2 separate regions of the Homo sapiens genome follow, and region 1 is linked to region 2. The links are chromatin loops, found by intact Hi-C in ENCODE. Cell type or tissue: MCF 10A. All regions are shown on one strand. Links, peaks and the distances in the headings refer to the core of each region. The heading gives the core; the rest is flanking DNA.

Region 1 (9,779 bases), core at 4,076-6,575, 1.9 Mb after region 2:
ATTCAGTTATTTTGACAGTTTGAATCTGCTTCTAAAATGACCAGGATAACATGAAAGTGGCTAATACTTTTTTATATTTTAGTGGCAAAATCAGCATAGCCTACAGCTGTCATATAAGTTTTCTGGCTTACAGATGTCAAAAACACATAAATAAACTTGAGACAATGAGACGTTGACCTAAGATCTTGATTCTAGTCCTGGCTCCGCTGTTAACCAGCTGTGAAACCTTTAGCAATTTATTCAGCCTCTCTGGGTTTCTCCTGTAAAAGATAGTTGTCAAATTAGATAAAAGTCCTTTAAGGAGAACAACCACTATCTTTGATTCTACCTGTGAGTACTGATAACTTGAAGGGTTTCTAGGTTCTTCCCACCCTGACATTTTTTAAGGGTTTATATAAATCATTCCAACCAAATCAACTTGGATTCATGCAGTAGTTAGGACTGAGTTGTATTAATTATACCTTATGGCTATTCAATTTTAATTATTTCTGGGAACCCACTCTATAGACCTCTGACCTACAAGTCATCATTATTAGAGCCAATACAAATGTAAATTATGGAACACTGTGATAACTGTGTGTATATCATTGAGACAGGCCAAAATGGGTTGAATAAGGGACCTCAAATGCAAGAAAATTCAACAAAAGATGTTTCCTATATATACATACAGGTCTGACTAGACTTACAGGATCTAAAAATATGCAGACTTTTCTATGAAGATGGCTCCCAGAGTAGTATTCTTTAGATACTTGAGGTGCTAAACCTGGACCCCTGATGACAAGATACTTGTTTCTCTCCCATTCTACCTCCATCTCTCTGGAACTCCTCACCAATCCTTGAACTGATTCTCCATATTAGAAGTCCACAAACGTGAGGTTCTTAAATTCTTGGTAGATGTGAATGTTTCTCTAAAATCTGAGAAATATTGGTGTCATCATGAGATTAAATAAGATGAGAAAGGCAGAATATCCTTGAAGAAGAAATGGTAATTCCATGAGATGATGAAGATAGTAAGAACTGTGGACCTCCTTCCTCCTGCCATCCCTTCTCACAGGTAAATGATTACCCTTTAATTGTGATTGAGTGCCACATAAATTAGCATATTATTGAGTGTAAATTACAAAATAAAAAGTTTAGAAAGAACTAAATGCCATCAATTGGAAAATAGCTTAAAGAAATAGTGCAGCCATTCAATGAAATGTTATGCTGATGTCAGAAACAATTAAGAATAAAAGTATTGATAAAGAAATATGTTCAATATTTATTGTTAAATAAAAAGAAAAAAGGAGGTTGCCGAACAACGTATATAAAACACTCCAATTTGTCTTATCAAGGAAGAGAAGCAGAATATTTCTGGAAAGAAAGATGATGTTTTTAAGTCTTATCTGGGGAGAGGGACATTGAGAGCACAAGGGTATGGCAAAGGAGACTATTAGTTTTTATCTAGTTCATTTCTGTGCAGTTGAAGTTTACCATAAGCACAAATTACTTTCCTAATTAAAGCTATTTAAAACTAAGCATGGATCATTTGTTATGTTCAGGAAATGCTAAAATGATTTTTATGATCCCAGTAACATTATGTTGAAACATTTCAGAAATAAGCATAAACAGTACAATATTAAACACATGAGGGTTCTCCTCCAACTTAAAGAAATCAATTATTTTCTCTTGATTTAAAGAAGAATCTTTACTAATATAGGTAAAGACTCCTGAGTATCCCTCCCTTACTGCATTATCACATCCACCTCCCAGATGTAACCAATAATCTGAATTTAATGTTCATCATTTTATATTATTATTCTATACACAGGTGTCTGACATGACATATAGTATCACTTTACTTATTTTAAGACTTTACATAAAAGGCATGATATAGTTCATATATTCTTTAATTTGCATTGTGAATGTAGTGAAGTTCTGATATGCCTCTTAGCTCCCCCTTCAAGACTGAAGGACTTTCTGCCCAGCTTCTGGGAGTACTGGGACTAATGTCATTCAACTGTCATTCCCCTCTGGAAATTGCCCTTTGCTAAAAAGAGCTCCATTCTGTGAGGTCATACTCTTTCCCAGGGCAGCCTGCTCAATGGGTGTCTTGACCCTCCTCAACCTAATCTAGTAAGCTTTGAAAGGCCATGCCAGCTTCAGAACTATCTATGGAAAATCAGATGAGAGGTGTTTTTGAGAACAAATAACGCACAACCTGAGTCTAACTATGAGAAAATGTCATAACCCCAACATAATGGGATAAGTGGGATCCAAAACTTCAATAATGTAAAATAAAGGTTACATTATTTAAAAATGAAGTAAAAGCAGTATTCTTCAGTCTGTGATGTCCTAAGTATGAAATTTAAAATAATAAAACTCTAAAAAAGTGATCATAAACTTCACTGAGAAAAATCACAAATGGTTCATCATTATTTTAGAGATTGCATAATTCTATTTGTATTTCCCCATGGCCCAAGGGTTGTTCCCAAATTGATGAACAGTCTGCAAACTAATTGACTTGTATTCTTCAGAAATATTAATGTCATAAAAGACAAAGAAAATCGAATGAAGTAGTCCAGATTAAAGGAAACTAAAGGGACATGACAACCAAATGCACACCTAATAAGACATTTCTCTAGCACTATAAGTAAATTATCGGGATAATTTATAACTGGTAGGTTTTTCATGGTGCTTACTATAAAGCAAGCACTGTTCTAAGTGCTTTATATTATTAACACATTTAACCCTCACAGGAGCCTTATGAATTAGGTATGATTATTATCCTAATTTTGCAGATGAGGAAACTGAGGCATGGGGGAGCTATGTAATCTGCTTAGATAACACAAAGCTGGCAATGAGGAAATTGCTTCTGGCATCACTTTTCTTAAGAACAGCTTTTACTGCTTATGTTAATGAAATTATTACTTCTTACTCTTGGGTTTGGCAAATTAAAAAAAAATTACCACCAAATGCTGGTGAAATTGCAGTAAAATGGGAAGTCTCATTGTTTACTGGTCAAATTAATATTTATATGACACCAATTCAGAAAGCAATTTAGCAATATGTAGTAAATTTTGGAATACAAATAACCTAAAACAACAATTAAAACGCATAGCATAAACAAAAGAAGAGCTGCATAAAAAAATGTTAACAGTGTCTGGGCATGGTGGCTCATGCCTGTAATCCCAGAGCTTTGGGAGGCAGAGGCGGGTGGATCACCTGAGGTCAGGAGTTCGAGACCAGCCTGGCCCACATGATGAAACCCCGTCTCTACTAAAAATACAAAAATTAGCAGGGCGTGGTGGCAGGTGCCTGTAATCCCAGCTACTCAGGAGGCTAAGGCAGGAGAATCACTTGAACCTGGGAGGCGGAGGTTGCAGTGAGCTGAGATCGTGTGATTGCACTCCGGCCTGGGCGACAAGAGCAAAACTCCATCTCCCCACGCCAAAAAAAAAAAAGTTAACATATTTGTCAGAAGCACCCTAAAGCACCACTAGCAGAGGAATAAATAAGTTGTTAGCTAATCATATAATAATGTATAGTAAAACCCCAACATAATGGGATAAGTGGGATCCAAAACTTCAATCCTGTAAAATAAAGGTTACATTATTTAAAAATGAAGTAAAAGCAGTATTCTTCAGTCTGTGATGTCCTTCTAAGTATGAAATTTAAAATAATAAAACTCTAAAAAAGTGATCATAAACTTCACTGAGAAAAATCACAAATGGTTCACCATTATTTTAGAGATTGCATAATTCTATTCGTATTTCCCCATGGCCCAAGAGTTGTTTGATAGGGCTTTTGTAAATTTCCAGGTGGAAGAGTCTTTTTAATTATTAAGTTTTATATTAATTTCTAGTTTTATTACATTGTAGGTTAAAATATTGTTTATAATATTTCTACTTTTAATTTTTAATTTGTGTGGGTGCATAGAAGATGTATATATTTTGGGGTATATAAAATGTTTTGATACAGGCATGTAATGTGTAATAATCACATCATGAATCCTGGGGTATCCATCCTCGAAAGCATTTATCCTTTGTGTTGCAAACAATCCAATTATACTAATTTAGTTATTTTTAAATGTACAATTAAATTATAATTGACTACAGTCACCCTGTTGTGCTATCAAATAGCAGGTCTTATTTATTCTTTCTAATTATTTTTTTTTAATGCATTAACCATCCCTACCTCCTCTCACACCAACCCATCCCCACCCCTCACTACCCTTCCCAGCCTATGTTTAGCATCCTTTTACTCTTTATGTCCATAAGTTCAATTGTTTTGTTTTTTTGGATCCCACAAATAAATGAGAACATGCAATGTTTGTCTTTCTTTGCCTGCCTTATTTCACTTAACAAAATGATCTCCAGTTCTATCCATGTTGTCGCAAATGACAGAATCTCATTCTTTTTATGTCTGAATAGTACTCCATTGTGTGTATGTATCATATTTTCTTTAATATTTCTACTTTATTGAACCTACCAATAATTTCTTTTGGATCTAATATATGATAAATTTTTGTGCATGTCCTAGGCATGCTTGAAAAAGTTGCATTCTCTATTATCTGTGTATAAAATTTGATACATAAGTTTGTATATGATGACAAATGCCTTATTCATTACGTTTTTCTCCTATATTTTCTTTCTTTTTTTTTTTTTTTTTTTTACTTTTATTCTAAGTTCTGAGGTACATGTGCAGGTTTCTTATACTGGTAAACTTGTGTCATGGAGGTTTGTCATACACATTATTTCGTCACCTAGGTATTAAGCCCAGTATCCATTAGTAAGTTTTTCTGATCCTCTCCCTTTTCCCACTCTTCAACCTCTGGAAAACCCCAGTGTCTGCTGTTCCACTCTGTGTGTCCATGCGTTCTCATCATTTAGCTCCCACTTATAAGTAAGAACATGCAGTATTTGGTTTTCTGTTCCTGCATTGGTTTACTAAGGATAATGGCCTGCAGCTCCACCAATATTCCTACAAAGAATATAATTTTGTTCTTTCTTATGGCTGCATAGTATTCCATGGTGTGTGTGTGTGTGTGTGTATATATATATATATATATATATACCACATTTCCTTTATACAGTCTACCATTGATGGACATTTAGGTTGATTCCATGTCTTTACTATCATGAATAGTGCTGCAGTGAACATATGTGTGCATGTGTCTTTATGATAGAAAGATTTATATTCCTTTGAATATATACCCAGTAATAGGATTGCTGGGTCAAATGGTAGTTCCGTTTTTAGGTCTTTGAGGAACTGTCAAACTGTTTTCCACAGTGGTTGAACTAATTTATACTGCCACCTACTGTATATAAGCGTTCCTTTTTCTCCACAACCTGGCCAGTATCTGTATTTTTGCTTTGTTTTGTTTTGTTTTTGACTTTTTAATAATAGCCATTCTGACTGGTGTGAGATAGTATCTCATTGTGGTTTTGATTTGCATTTCTCTAGTGATTAGAGATATTGAGCTTTTTTTATATGCTTGTTGGCTGCACGTATGTCTTCTTGTGAACATCCCACTTGTAAGTGGGGTTGTTTTCTTCTTGTAAAAAAAACAAATGATTTTCCATTTGTTTGTGTCATCTCTGATTTTGTTTAGCAGTTGTTTTATAGTTCTCTTTGTAGAGATCTTTCATCTCCCTGGTTAGCTGCATTTCTAGGTATTTTATGCTTTTTGTGGCAATTGTGAATGGGATTGAATTCCTGACTTGGCTCTCTGCTTGGCTGTTGTTGACTTTATAGGAATGCTAGTGATTTTTGTATGTTGATTTTGTATCCTGAATCTTTACTAAAGTTGCTTATCAGCTTAAGGAGCTTTTGGGCCAAGACTATGGGCTTTTCTAGATATAGAATTGGGTTGTGTGCAAAGAGAAATAGTTTGACTTTCTTTCTTTCTCCTTGGAGGCCCTTTGTTTGTTTCTCCTGCCTGACTGTCCTGGCCAGGACTTCCAATACTATGTTGAATAGGAGTGGTGAGAGAGGGCATCCTTGTCTTGCACCAGTTTTCAAGGTGGTATGCTTCCAGATTTTGCCCATTCAGTATGATGTTGGTTGTGGGTCTGTCATATATAGCTCTTATTAATTTGAGGTGTGCTCCTTCAATACCTAGTTTCTTGAGAGTTTTTATCATGAATAGATGTCAAATTGTATCAAAAGCCTTTTCTACATATATTAAGATAATCACATGGTTTTTGTCTTTAGTTCTGCTTATGTGATGAATCACATTTATTGATTTGTGTATGTTGGGCAAACTTTGCATCCTGGGGTTAAAGCCTACTTGATCATGATGGATAACCTTTTTGATGTGCTGCTGAATTCTGTTTGCCAATATTTTCTTGAGGATTTTTGCATTGATGTTCATTGAGGATATTGGCCTGAAGTTGTGTCTCTGCCAGGTTTTGGTATCAGGATGATGCTTGCCTCATAGAATGAGTTAAGGATTCGTTTTTCCTTTTCAATTTTTAAAAATAGTTTCAGTAGAAATGGTACCAGGTCTTCTTTGTATATCTTGTAGAATTCGGCTGTGAATCCATCTGGTCCTGGACTTTTTTCAGTTGGTAGGCTATATATTACTGATTCAATTTCAGAGCTCATTATTGTTCTGTTCAGGGATTCAATTTCTTCCCGGCTCAGTCTTTGGAGGTTGTATGTAACAAGGAGTTTATCCATTTCTTCTGGATTTTCTAGTTTATATGCATAGAAATGTTCATACTATTCTCTGATGGTTATTTGTATTTCTGTGGGGTCAGTGGTAATATCCCCTTTATTGTTTTTAATTGTGTTTATTTGGATCTTTTCTTTATTTGTGTAGCTAGCTGTGATGGTTAATACTGAGTGTCAACTTGATTGGACTGAAGGATGCAAAGTATTGATCCTGGGTGTGTCTGTGAGGGTGTTGCCAAAGGAGATTAACATTTGAGTCAGTGGGCTGGGGAAGGCAGACCCACCCTTAATCTGGTGGGCACAATCTAATCGGCTGCCAGCAAACGTAAAGCAGGCAGAAAAACGTGATGAGAGACTGGCCTAGACTCTCAGCCTACATATTTCTCCCGTGCTGGATGCTTTCTGCCCTCGAACATTGGACTTCAAGTTCTTCAGTTTTGAGACTCGGACTGGCTCTCCTTGCTCCTCAAGCTTGCAGACAGCCTATTGTGGGACCTTGTGACCATGTAAGTTAATACTTAATAAACTCTTCTTTATATATAAATGTATAATATATATTAGTTCTGTCCCTCTAGGGAACTCTGACTAATACACCAGCAGTCCATCTATTTTATTATCAATTCTCATAGTTAACAAATTCCTTCAAAAATTTGTTGAAGTAAAACACAACAGATAAAAATGCTTTTATAGTCCCTTCGGATATCAATACTCTTTTTCTCCCTAGAAGTAACCACTATTATAAAAGTGATATGTTTCTTTGCAGTAAATATTGCATAGTGTATTACATTTGTATGTATCTATAAATAATATTTATTGTTATTTTATTAATTTCTTCAAAAAAACAACTCCTGAATTCATGGATCTTTTGAATGATTTTTTTGTGTCTCAATCTCCTTCAGTTCAGCTCTGATTTTGGTTGTTTCATGTCATCTGCTACCTATAGGGTTGGTTTTCTCTTGCTTCTCTAGTTCTTTTAGTTGTGATATTAAATTGAGGTATTTCTAAACTTTTGATGAGGGCATTTAGTGCTATAAATTTCCCTCTTAACACTGCCTTAATGGTGTCCCAAAGATTCTGGTTTCTTTTATCTTGCTTCTCATTAGTTTCAAAGAACTGCTAGATTTTTGCCTTAATTTCTTTTTTTTTTTTTTTTTTTTTTTTTGAGACAGAGTCTCCCTCTTCCGCCCAGGCTGGAGTGCAATGGGGCGACCTCTGCTCACTGCAACTTCTGCCTCCCAGGTTCTAGCGATTCTCCTGCCTCAGCCTCTCGAGTAGCTGGGACTATAGGTGTGTGCCAACACTCCTGGCTAATTTTTGTATTTTTTAGTAGAGATGGGTTTTCGCCATGTTGGCCAGGCTGGTGTCTAACTCCTGACCTCAGGCGATCCACCCACCTTGGCCTCCCCAAGTGCTGGGATTACAGGCATGAGCCACCATGTCTGGGCTTAATTTCATTATTTATCCAAAAGTTATTCAGAAGCATGTTATTCAATGTTCATGTAATTTTATGGTTTAGAGTGAATTTTTTTTTTAGTCTTGAATTCTAATTTGATTGTGCTGTGGTCTGAGAGAGTAGTTGTTATAGTTTCAGCACTTTTCTATTTGCTGAGAAATGTTTTATGTCCAATTATGTGATCGATTTTAGAGTATGTGACATGTGGCAATGTGAAGAATGTATATGCTGTTGTTTTCTGTGGAGAGTTCTGTAGATGTCTATCAGGTCTATTTGATCCAGTGCTGAGTTCCTGTCCTGAATATCCTTGTTATTTTTATGCCTTGATAACCTCTCTAATACTGTCAGTGTGGTGTTGAAGTCTCCCAATATTATTATTTGGGAATCTAAGTCTCTTTGAGAGTCTCTAAGAATTTGCTTTATGAATATGGGTGCTCCTGTGTTGGGTGCATATATATTGAGGATAGTTAGGTCACCTTGTTGAATTGAAACCTTTATCATTATGTAATGCCCTTCTTTTTCTTTTTTGACCTTTGTAGGTTTAAAGTCTGTCTTGTGAGAAATTAGGATTGCCACCCTTGCTTTTTTCTGTTTTCTATTTGCTTGGTAGATCTTTCTCCATTGCTTTATGTTTAGCCTATGGGTGTCATTGCATGTGAGATGCGTCTCCTGAAGACAGTACAATAATGGGTCCTGGTTCTTTATCCAGCTTGCCATTTGTGCCTTTTAATTGGGGCATTTAGCCACTTTATATTCAAAGTTAGTATTGATGTATGTGGCTTTGATCCTGTCATCAAGATGTTAGCTGGTTATCATACAGACTTGTTTGTGTGGTTGCTTTATTGTGTCACTTATCTGTGTACTTAAGTGTGTTTTTGTAGTGACTGGTAATGGTTTTCCCTTTTCATATTTAGAGCTTACTTCAGGAGTTCCTGTAAAGCAGGTCTAGTGGCAATAAATTCCCTCACCATTTCCTTGTCTGAAAAGCATCTTATCTCTCCTTCACTTATAAAGCTAAGTTTGGGCAAATATGAAATTCTGGTATGGAATTTCTTTTTTTTAAAGAATGTTGAGTCTGGGCGTGGTGGCTCATGCCTATAATCCCAGCACTTTGGGAGTCCAAGGCAGGCAGATCAGGAGTTGGAGACTAGCCTGGCCACAACATGTTGAAACCCCATCTCTACTAAAAATACAAAATTTAGCCGGGCATGGTGGCATGTGCCTGTAGTCCCAGCTACTCAGGTGGCTGAGGCAGAAGAATCACTTGAACCCAGGAGTGGAAGTTGCAGTGAGCCAAGATCCACCACTGTACTCCAGCCTGGGTGACAGAGCAAGCCTCTGTCTAAAAAATAAAAATAAAAAATAATAATTTGAATATTGGCCCCTAATCTCCTCTGGCTCATAGGATTTCTACTCAGAGGTCTGCTCTTATGTTGGTCTAATGGGCATCGCTTTGTAGGTGACCTGACCTTTCTGTCTAGCTGCCTTTAACATTTTTTCTTTTATTTCAACCTTGGAGAATCTGATGATTATGTGTCTTGGTAATGATCTTGTAAAGTATCTTACTGAGGTTCTCTGCATTTCCTGAATTTTAATGCTGGCCTCTCTACCTAGGTTGGGTAAGTTCTCATGGATGATATCCTGAAATATGTTTTCCAAGTTGCTTACA
Region 2 (9,779 bases), core at 3,583-6,082:
TATACATTTAAAGCTGGTCTTCAAAAGTGACTTCACTTGATGACAATCTACTAAAGTTACAAATTTCCTCTAGTCACCTAATCATTTCCTGTATGATTCAATAAATATACACTTTTTTGCCCCGATGTACAAATGTCAGATAGAGGAAAAAACATTAACATTTACACACCACTGCTACTTCTAAAACAAACAAACAAACAAAAAAACTCCAGCACCATATTCTAATGCCGCCTCCCTCTCCTTTTGAGATATCACCTGGCTAAACTACTCTACTCCCCTTCTTATATCATCTGACTAACTAGGTCATTTTCTTTTATTTTGCAAGATATTTTACTAAGGTGGTTCAGTTTTCTTCTACAGGCTTTCTCTGCCAGCTCCTTTGGAAGTAATAGCAATGTCCATACAAATGGCTTGATTACCTTCATGACCTTCCCCACAGTACCTGAAGAATCCTCATATATCCCTACATCCTGGTATTTATCCTGTCACCCCAAACACATTTACCTTTGAATTCTTTCACGGTATATAGAGTTAACCCAGAATGATAACTTTTCATCTATGCAATACCAGAAACATCTTATCTAAATGCAAATGGAGAAAAATAGACAACCATAGCACACATCATTTTTAGCTTTTAAGTATTAGTTTCAAGTGAGTTCTTATTGCTGCCGAGAAAACCTGCTCATTCTCCCTAGCCATTTTTTCCTATATCAGAAACAATAATTTCTATTCTTAAACTTTCAAATCTACTTCCCAACTCTTGACCCTTCAAAAATATGTATGTTTCTCACATCACTGAAAAAGCAACAAACCAAATACAACTTTCAGGCTCTTCCAAAGCTACATCTACCATTCATGCTATACTTGGCCATTATGGTAGTCAAATTATCCCATTTCTCTTTTAGGCAAACCTCCGTACTTTCACACTGAATCCTATCCACTTGAAGAATACACCTTCTGCAATCAACCCATTTCATATCCATATCATCAAGATTTCCATCTCAGCTGGATTATCATCCTTATGCCAACATGTTGTAATATCTCCTATCCTAAACACTCAGTCTTGTGTTTTATGTGACGATAGAAGATGTAGCCAGGATTTAAAAGGAACCCTAAATTCTGAAGTTTCTATTTTTTAAATTATTTGTCTATAGATTCCAGAAAATGACCAATGAGAGCTCTTTCATCAAAGAAAATATCGAATAAGAATAATTGTTTAATTTTATATTTCAAGAATTTCAGTTTGTATTCAAATGGATGTGCTGGGTTTTTAAAATTTGTATGCTAATCACCTTCAGCTTGGTAGGGGAAAGAAGAGTAATCTTTGTACAATATTTTATATTCTTCTTCCTATCAAAGGCCTACTCTCCAGAGGAATAATTTTACCAGAGCCGTGTCACTGAGCCAGGGAAGAAAGGCATTCCTCCCATTCAGCCCCACCCAGACTTCCTGTCTCACCTAGGAGATGGGAGAGTGGAAAAGCTGTATAAAAAGAAATACTGATGAGAGTAAAGGCCAGAGACACAGGCCAACACAGAAACAGATTTCACTGGAAAAGTTTAGAAAGTTCTCACTCCCCTTTATCTTATACCACATTAACAGGGGTCCATTGTGATAATAGTTGATTATAGCTGAAAGAACTACAATAAACCTACTTTTATTTTTTAAGGGAGGAGAATTTATAGGAGCTCAAAGTTAAGAGGAAAGACCAAAACAAATACACAAGAGGAATCTGAATTCGGTTAACTATAGCAACAGAAAGCATTAATCAAAGCAAATTTAGATCAACTTAAATCCTCATAAGAGAAATCTATTTTAGTTCCTATGGCCTGAAAACACATATTAGTTATTTAAAAAAATACAAGAAGGCAAGAAAAAAAAGAATCCACCATTTGAAGAGACAAAGAAAACATCAGAACCAGATTAGACATAACACAGATGTTAAAATAATCAGACAGGGAATTGACAATGACTGATTAATATTTTAAGGGCTGTAATGGAAAAAAGCAGATAACACAAGGACAATGGATAATAAAATTAAAAATAAAATATCCAGGAAAGAGTCAAAGGAAATGCTAGAAATCAAAGAATAATGTAAGAGAAAGGAAGACTGCCTTAAATAGACTTATCAGTAGACACAAGTCCAAAGCATCATTGAGTCTGAAAATAGTTCAACAGAAATTCTCCAGATTAAAATGCAATGGTAAAAAGGTTAAATAGAAAAACCCAGAACATCCAAAAACAGTGGGACAATTTCAAAAGTAACACATGCTGTCCAGGCACAGTTGCTCACACCTGTAATCCTAGCACTTTGGGAGGCCGAGGCAGGTGGATCACTTGAAGCCAGGAGTTTGAGACCAGCCTGGCCAAAATGGCTAAACCCCATCTCTACTAAAAATACAAAGATTAGTTGGGCATGGCGGCAGGCACCTGTAATCCCAGCTACTCAGGAGGCCGAGGCAAGAGAATCGCTTGAACCCAGGAGGCAGAGGTCACAGTGAGCCAAGATTATGCCACTGCACTCCAGCCTGCGTGACAAAATGAGAATCCATCTCAAAAAAAAAGTATATATATATATATATATACCAGTAACACATACATAATTGGAATATCAGAAGGAGAAAGAAGAGAGTAGATGAAATATTTGAGGTAAAAAAAAAACTTTCTACATCAAGTCACATATCCAGGAATGTCAAAGGACAACAAGCAGAAGAAATGCCAAACTAAACCGTTAAATATTATATTTAAACTCCAGTAAACCAAAGACAAAAAAGGATCATGAAATAAGACTGAAGGAAGAGCACTTTAGCTAGAGAGGAACAAGGATAATTATTGCTACAGCAAACTTCTCATCAGAATTCATGCAAGAAAAGGCAAGTGGAGTAAAATATTTGGAATTCTGAACAAAAAAAGAAAAAGAGTAGTATTTTATATCCAGCAAAATTATCCTTCCAAAGTCAAGAGAGAGGACAAAAACTTTCTTTTGATAACCAAAAATGGTGTCTCTTATGGAAGAAAAATATAGATCAGAAACGAATAAATGATAATACATGATAAAAAATATTTTATTTTTCTTATTTGTAAAAGGGTTTAAAAGACAACTCACCTAAAAGACACTTAAAATATAAATGTAAATGATGATTATAACATATAGATAAGTTAGAAGAACAACAATACTGCTAGAATAAATGACAGAGAGGAATTAAGAATTGTTATAAGATACCAGCATTGCAAATGTAATGGAATAGTGTTATTTGAAAATGGAGTTAGATCAGTTAGAATGTAAACTGAGGAAATCACTAATTTTTTAAAGAGTGTAATTGATAAACAAGAAATAAAATATAATCATCTAAAATTTTCAATTAAGACAAGAGAAAGCAAAAAAAAAGAGACCTTTGGCAACAAGTAGCAGCTACATAATGATTGATGCAAATACACCAACAATAACTGTAAATGTGAGTGTTCTATATACACAAATTAAGAAGATTGTCAGAGTATATAAAAATAAACACAACCATGTGGGAGGCTGAGGCAGGCAGATAACTTGAGGTCAGGCATTCGAGACCAGCCTGGCCAACATGGTGAAACCCCGTCTCTACTAAAAATACAAAAATTAGCCGGGCATGGTGGCAGGAACCTGTAATTGCACGTAATCTTGAGGCTGAGGCAGGAGAACCACTTGAACTCGGAAGGCAGAAGTTGCAGTGAGCCGAGATCATGCCATTGCACTCCAGCCTGGGTGACAGAGTGAGATTCCACGTCAAAATAAAATAAATAAACAAGACCTAACTATATGTTGCCCATAAGAAACACACACTGAATATAAACACCCTGATAGATTAAAAGTAACGAGGTGGAGAAAGCCATACTGTGCTAGTATTAGCCAACTAAGTTGGAGTAGCTGTATTGATTTCAAGCAAAGTAGGTTTCAGAACAGAAAAATTATGAGGATAGCAGAAAAATTATGAGGATAGCAGAAAAAATTATGAGGATAGCAGAAAAAATTATGAGGATAGCAGAAAAAATTATGAGGATATATTATTATTATATAATAATAAAGAGACCAATTTTCCAAGAATACATAGCACTTTTAAATGGGCAAGGACCTAACATGGCATCAAAATATGTGAAGCAAAACTAATAGAATTCCACCAAACACAAAGTATTATATCACCAGTTTTATACAATATATTTCAGGAAATAGAAGAAAGAACTCTTTCCCACTCTCTCTATAAGGACAGCATCTCCCTAATACCAAAACCAGATAAAGATATTAAAAAGAAAGAAAAACTACAAACCAGTAACTATCAAACTTTGACACTGCACCCTGCACATATTGTCATATCAAACCCAACAATGTAGAAAAAGAATTATACACTACAACCACATGGAACTTATTCTAGTATGTAAGGCTAGTTCAACATTACAAAAAAAAAAAATCAATGTAGTCTACTACATTAACACACTAATGAAGAAAACCTAACGATCCTATCAATTGACACTGAAAAAAAAAACCCACTAAATCCAGCAGACTTTCATTGTAAAAACTCTTTGCAAGACGGGAAGAGAGAAACTTTTTCCATTTGTTAGAGAATATATACATAAACCTATAGCTAACGTCATATATAATGGTGAAAAGTTGGGTGCAATTCCCCTAGGATTAGAAAGGTGGCAACAATGTCTTCTTTTACCCTTTCTAGTCAATATCATACTGGAAATTCTAGCTAGTACAAGACAAGAAAAACAAGTAAAATCCTACAAATTTTAAAATAAAGGATCATATGCTCTTGTTCATAGATTACATAATTATCTAGCTAGAAAATTCCAAAGAATTAACAACAAATTTCTGAACCTAAAAAGTGAATATTAAAAAGTCACAGGATATAAGGTTAATGTACAAAACTCAATTGTTTCCTATATACCAGCAATTAACAATTGAAATTTGAAATTCTAAAATGAATACTATTTACAAAAATTGATGAAACAGTTCAAAACAGATCCAAATAAAACAGATAATTGATGTTCACAAATTTGAAGACTCAGTATTTCTAAACTGACAATTATTCCCAACTTAATCTAGAGATTCAATGAAACCCCACTCAAAATCCTAGCAGGCTATTTATTGATATTGAAAAACTGATTCTAAAATTTTTTATAGAAAGGCAAACACAATACCAAAGTGGAAGAAAGTTAAATGGCTCACAATACCTCATTTTAATACTTATTATAAAGGCACAGTAGTTGAGACAGTATAGTATTGGTGAAAAAAATTAATGCATAGATAACAATAGAGGACTTAGAAACTGACTTATACGAACATAGTCAACTGATCTTTGATAGAGAAAGACACATCAAATGAGGAAGAATAATCTTGTCAACTGGTGCTGGAGAAATTGGACCTCTCCAGACAAAAACATGAACTTAGAAACAGACCTTACATATTACACAAAAATTAGCTCAAAAATAGAATACAGAGAATACATAATACAAAACTGTAAGATTTTTGAACATGGGAGAAAATCTATATGACCTTGGATTTGGTGATGGGCTTTTAAAATAAAACACCACTAGCATAATCCATGAAAGAAAGAATTGGTAAATTGCTTATTAAAATTAGAAACTTCTACTCTGTGAAAGACAATAAAATAAAAACACCCAGAGAAAACATTTGCAAAACATGTCTGCTAAAGAAGATGTACAGATGGAAAATAATCATATGAAAAAAATGCTCAGTATCATTTTTCATAAGGAAACTGCAAATTTAAGCAACAATGAGATAGTGCTACACACCTATAAGGACAGCTAAAATCCAAAACACTGACAATGCAAAATGCTGGTATGGATCGGGAGCCATAGGAACTCTCATTTATTGCTGGTGGAAAAGCAAAATGGTACGGCCACTTTGAAAAGCTGTTTGACAGTTGCTTGCAAAGCTAACAGTAGTCTTATTATATGATTCCCCTAGCATACTCCTAGGTATTTACTCAATTGAATGAGAGGGTTGTGTCCATATAACAACCTGCAGATAACTGATTATAGCAATTTCTTTTACAATGGCCTAAAATTGAAGCAACCAAGATGCCCTACAATAGGTGAATAAACAAGCTGTGGGGCATCCATGCTATAAAATATTTTTGGCAATAAAATTAGATGAGCTATCATGCCACAAAGTCATGGCTGAACCTAAATGAATATCATATGTGAAAGAAGCCAGTATGAAAAGCCTACATACTATAGGGCTCAAGTTATATGAAATTTCTTAAAAGGAAACATTATAGTGGGGAAACTCACTAGTGGTTAATTGAAGAGTTTGGCAGGAGTTGGAGGGTGAAGGTTGAATAAGTGTAGCACATGAGATTTTTTGCAGGGTGACGAAGTTATCCTGTATGATACTAAAATGGTGGATTCAAGACATTAAACATTTATCAAAACCCACAGAAATTGACAACAGACAGTAAATCTTAATGCACTCAGATTGCAAAATGTACATACTTTATGGATCAGATGATCCTGAAGGAAATGCAGAACACAACCAAATAAGCTAAATATATTACAAATGTATGCAACAACTTCACTGAAGGGGAAAATATAGTAAGGTGCTGACCTAAGTAACTTCGGGAGTGAGTGGAGTCTGCAGGACAAAAGGCAAATGGAATTGTACAAAGCACTGCACTTTAGTTAATAAAGTTTTTTTTTCTTCTCCCATGGAGGTAACATGCTAAAACTACTATATATGTATACTGGAACTGAGCAATTAAGTAAATGAATGGCAACTGGTAGAAGCCAGTGATCACACTCCAGGGAGTGGGAGGTTACAGATAAGCAAGGAAGCAGGCTAGAATGATCCATGTAGTAATGGATTAAAGTAGAAGGCATAAGTATGAACTCATTTTAGCTTAATATACATGCCAATAATTACATATGGACATATAGATAAATATGTGTAAGTACAAGGGTTCATATACACACATAACTTTCCCTGCTCTGTCAGCTCAGAGACAGTGACACATCAGTAGCAATGAGCACAGCTAGTGCATAAATTTGGTCTCTAATATGACCCTTAAATAGAACAAACCTGCATGGCTCCTTGGAGAAATAACTTATTCTAGGACTTGGAAAAGAACCATACGAGATGAGCCTGGAGTATCACACAGTGCCAGAAAATAACGAAGTGTTAAAACGAAACCAAACAAAACACAACGAGAGTATGCCAGTGGACTCAGCAGATAACTAAAAGAGGTCCAGTGGCCAAAGCTGGAATAATTTGGGCAAAAACTGTAAAGTGGTTTTGGATCTTAACCCAAAATATAAAATAAAGATCCAAAAGTTTATGATGACTTGTGATATTGTTCTAATTTGGTCTGGAGGTGCCTCTCTTGAGAGTGGCCATGAGCCATAATAGTCACTTTTTAAGGGAGCTTTCCTAGGGATGAGAGGAACTTAGGATGGGTGTGCCTGTTAGGTGAAACACGGAGGAGGCAGCACAACAAAACATGAAATAGCCAAAGTACTTATTACTCACTGATCCATAAATGCAGAGGGTTGCCCCTGAGAGAAGGCCGGAGACAACAGGGTACTCAAACGGTCCGTAGAGAGCAAGAGAGAGCGCGAGTAAGCACCTGGGGGACTGTGCCTTTATTAAGGTCCATGGGGCCATGGGTATCCCTTAGGGTGTGGATTGGCTAGTTAAAAAAAAAAAAAAATGTGAAAAGGGGAAACTTAATTACATGCCTGGTGTTGACCATTAAGTTTCATCATGATCAGCAGCTGTGGGATGTGTTGAGCCTGGGGTCAAAAAAATGAGGCACAAGTGAGTTATATCTCCCCAAACAACTACATGGCGAGGGGAAGTTTTAACTAGGCTAAAGGTTACAGGGTACGACTAGGTTTCAGACAACTCATGTCAAGCCTAAAAATGGATGCCATGGCAGCAACTGTATTAAACAATTTTATGACATTGACATAAGTAAATGCTTGAATAAATAATAGATGGAAGGAGAATAGATAAATCTGCCTCAGAAAACTCCAAGTAATTTTTGTAGATATGTCACCATCAAAGAGGTAGGACATAAATTCCCACTCCTTAATTGTAAATTTATATAATGATTTTTATTGAAAGGATATAGTATAGAGGAAAGTGGGAATAAGAGTAAATGTATGGCATAGAAACTTGAAAGCTACTGTCTTAAGCCAGGTGATCAAGATTAACATCAACAGAATCATCGCAGATAGTAAGTTTTGCTGATAGAATATAAGAATGGTACTTTACTACTAGGATCTTCTTCCCAAAAACTATTGCCAGAGTTTAACCATGAGAAAGGCATTAGATAAATCTCAACTGAGTATTATTCTACAGAATACCAGTACTCCTCAAAACTATCAAGGTCATCAAAAGCAAGAAGAGTCTGAGAAACCATCACCATCTAGAGTGGCCTAACCTTGTATCCTGAAAAAGAAAAAGGAACATTAGGGAGAAATTAAGGAAATCTGAATAAAGTACAAATTTGAGTTAATAATAAGATATCAATAATCTTTCATTAATTGGGACAAACATACCATACTAAGATGCTAATAATTTGGTAAATTAAGTGTGGGGTATATAAGGAACTCTTTGTATTACCTTTGCATTTATTCTGTAAATCTGAATTTATTCTAAAACCAAAGGTTTACTAAGTTTACTAATACCTATTAGCTAAGGAGTTTTTTTAAGTGGTAACTTTTCCAGATGAGTCTCCTTAACAATTCCAGGGTCTTAAGAATAGGAGAATACAGGAGAAGGTACTACTGTAATTATAACTTTCATCTTTGTTATTTAGGTAATTTAAGCTTGCAGATTTCCAAGTCAATATAAGTACTAGGTTAAAATAATCAGATAGGAAAGTAAAAACTTTCAAGGTAATTTTATTTTATTTTACATTAACAAGAGCTTTGGACAACAAAAAGGTCTTCAAGTAACTCGAAATTGAAATAGAAACTGAGTCACTGCTATTTCCGGTATTAACTGTTTTTGTATAATTGGCTATTTTTATTGCTTTTTTTTTAAGTAAATACTTTCTGTAACTCCAAGTTTGGCCACTCTTTTTTCTTATTTCCTTCTTCTTCTGCAGTCTCTCAAATCCTCTGGGAGATATAAATATAATATTAATTCCTTATATGAAAATGGTCAATACAGACCATCACTTGTGGTAGTACAGAAAGACATATATGAAATGTCATATATTAAATATATTATATGATTCTATTGTGCAAATCCATGTGCTTACTAATCCCAGAGTTGTTGTAATGATTACAAGTCAAGTAAGGTAATATGGTCCTCACTGATTTAAGTTTAGATTCTAGAAGGATCCAGAATAAATGTGTGACTCTGGGAAAAGGGTACATGTGTCTGCTTAATAGGTTCAACAACAAAGAAGCTTGTCTGCAACTAACTGCAAGGAAAATATTGCAAAGAACCTCTTGAGATGCATATTCAAAATGTCTTCTCCATTTCCCTATTCTGGTTTCCCAATGTGATTCTTTGAAATTTGAGAGGTCACTGATAAAATTGAAAATCCTTCCAAAACCCAAAGTGCCATCTATGGACAATAACTGAGTCAAGAGAACATTTACGGAGAAAGGAGGGAGATGGAAAAGAGATTCAGAGTGTAAGATCCTTTTATGTAAGAGAAGTGGGGATTATCCAAAGTGCAGGAGAGTCGACCAGACACTAAAAGGTTTTTGAGGTGTTTGAGAAAGTCGATCATAAATACAAAGCTAGAAAATATTACTACCCACCCTAC

The links. A loop is a pair of places that touch in the nucleus more often than their neighbours do. Peaks named below come from ENCODE experiments on the same cell type or tissue, not always from the same donor. Only the 100,000 strongest peaks of a DNase experiment are listed, where the experiment ranks them.
Region 1: it touches region 2 in a loop (18-fold over the local background); 2 of 110 quality-filtered maps call a loop at or near these places.

What each region holds. Positions count from the first base shown.
Region 1 is chr2:83,812,414-83,822,192 of GRCh38, forward strand. No RefSeq gene overlaps it. Among named protein-coding and RNA genes, the nearest start is that of LINC01809, 290 kb to the left of the region's middle. In MCF 10A, for the core only: a CTCF peak has its summit at 5,312 (motif pointing left); no DNase peak of the experiment used is centred there.
Region 2 is chr2:81,896,549-81,906,327 of GRCh38, forward strand. No RefSeq gene overlaps it. Among named protein-coding and RNA genes, the nearest start is that of LINC01815, 430 kb to the left of the region's middle. In MCF 10A, for the core only: a CTCF peak has its summit at 4,640; no DNase peak of the experiment used is centred there.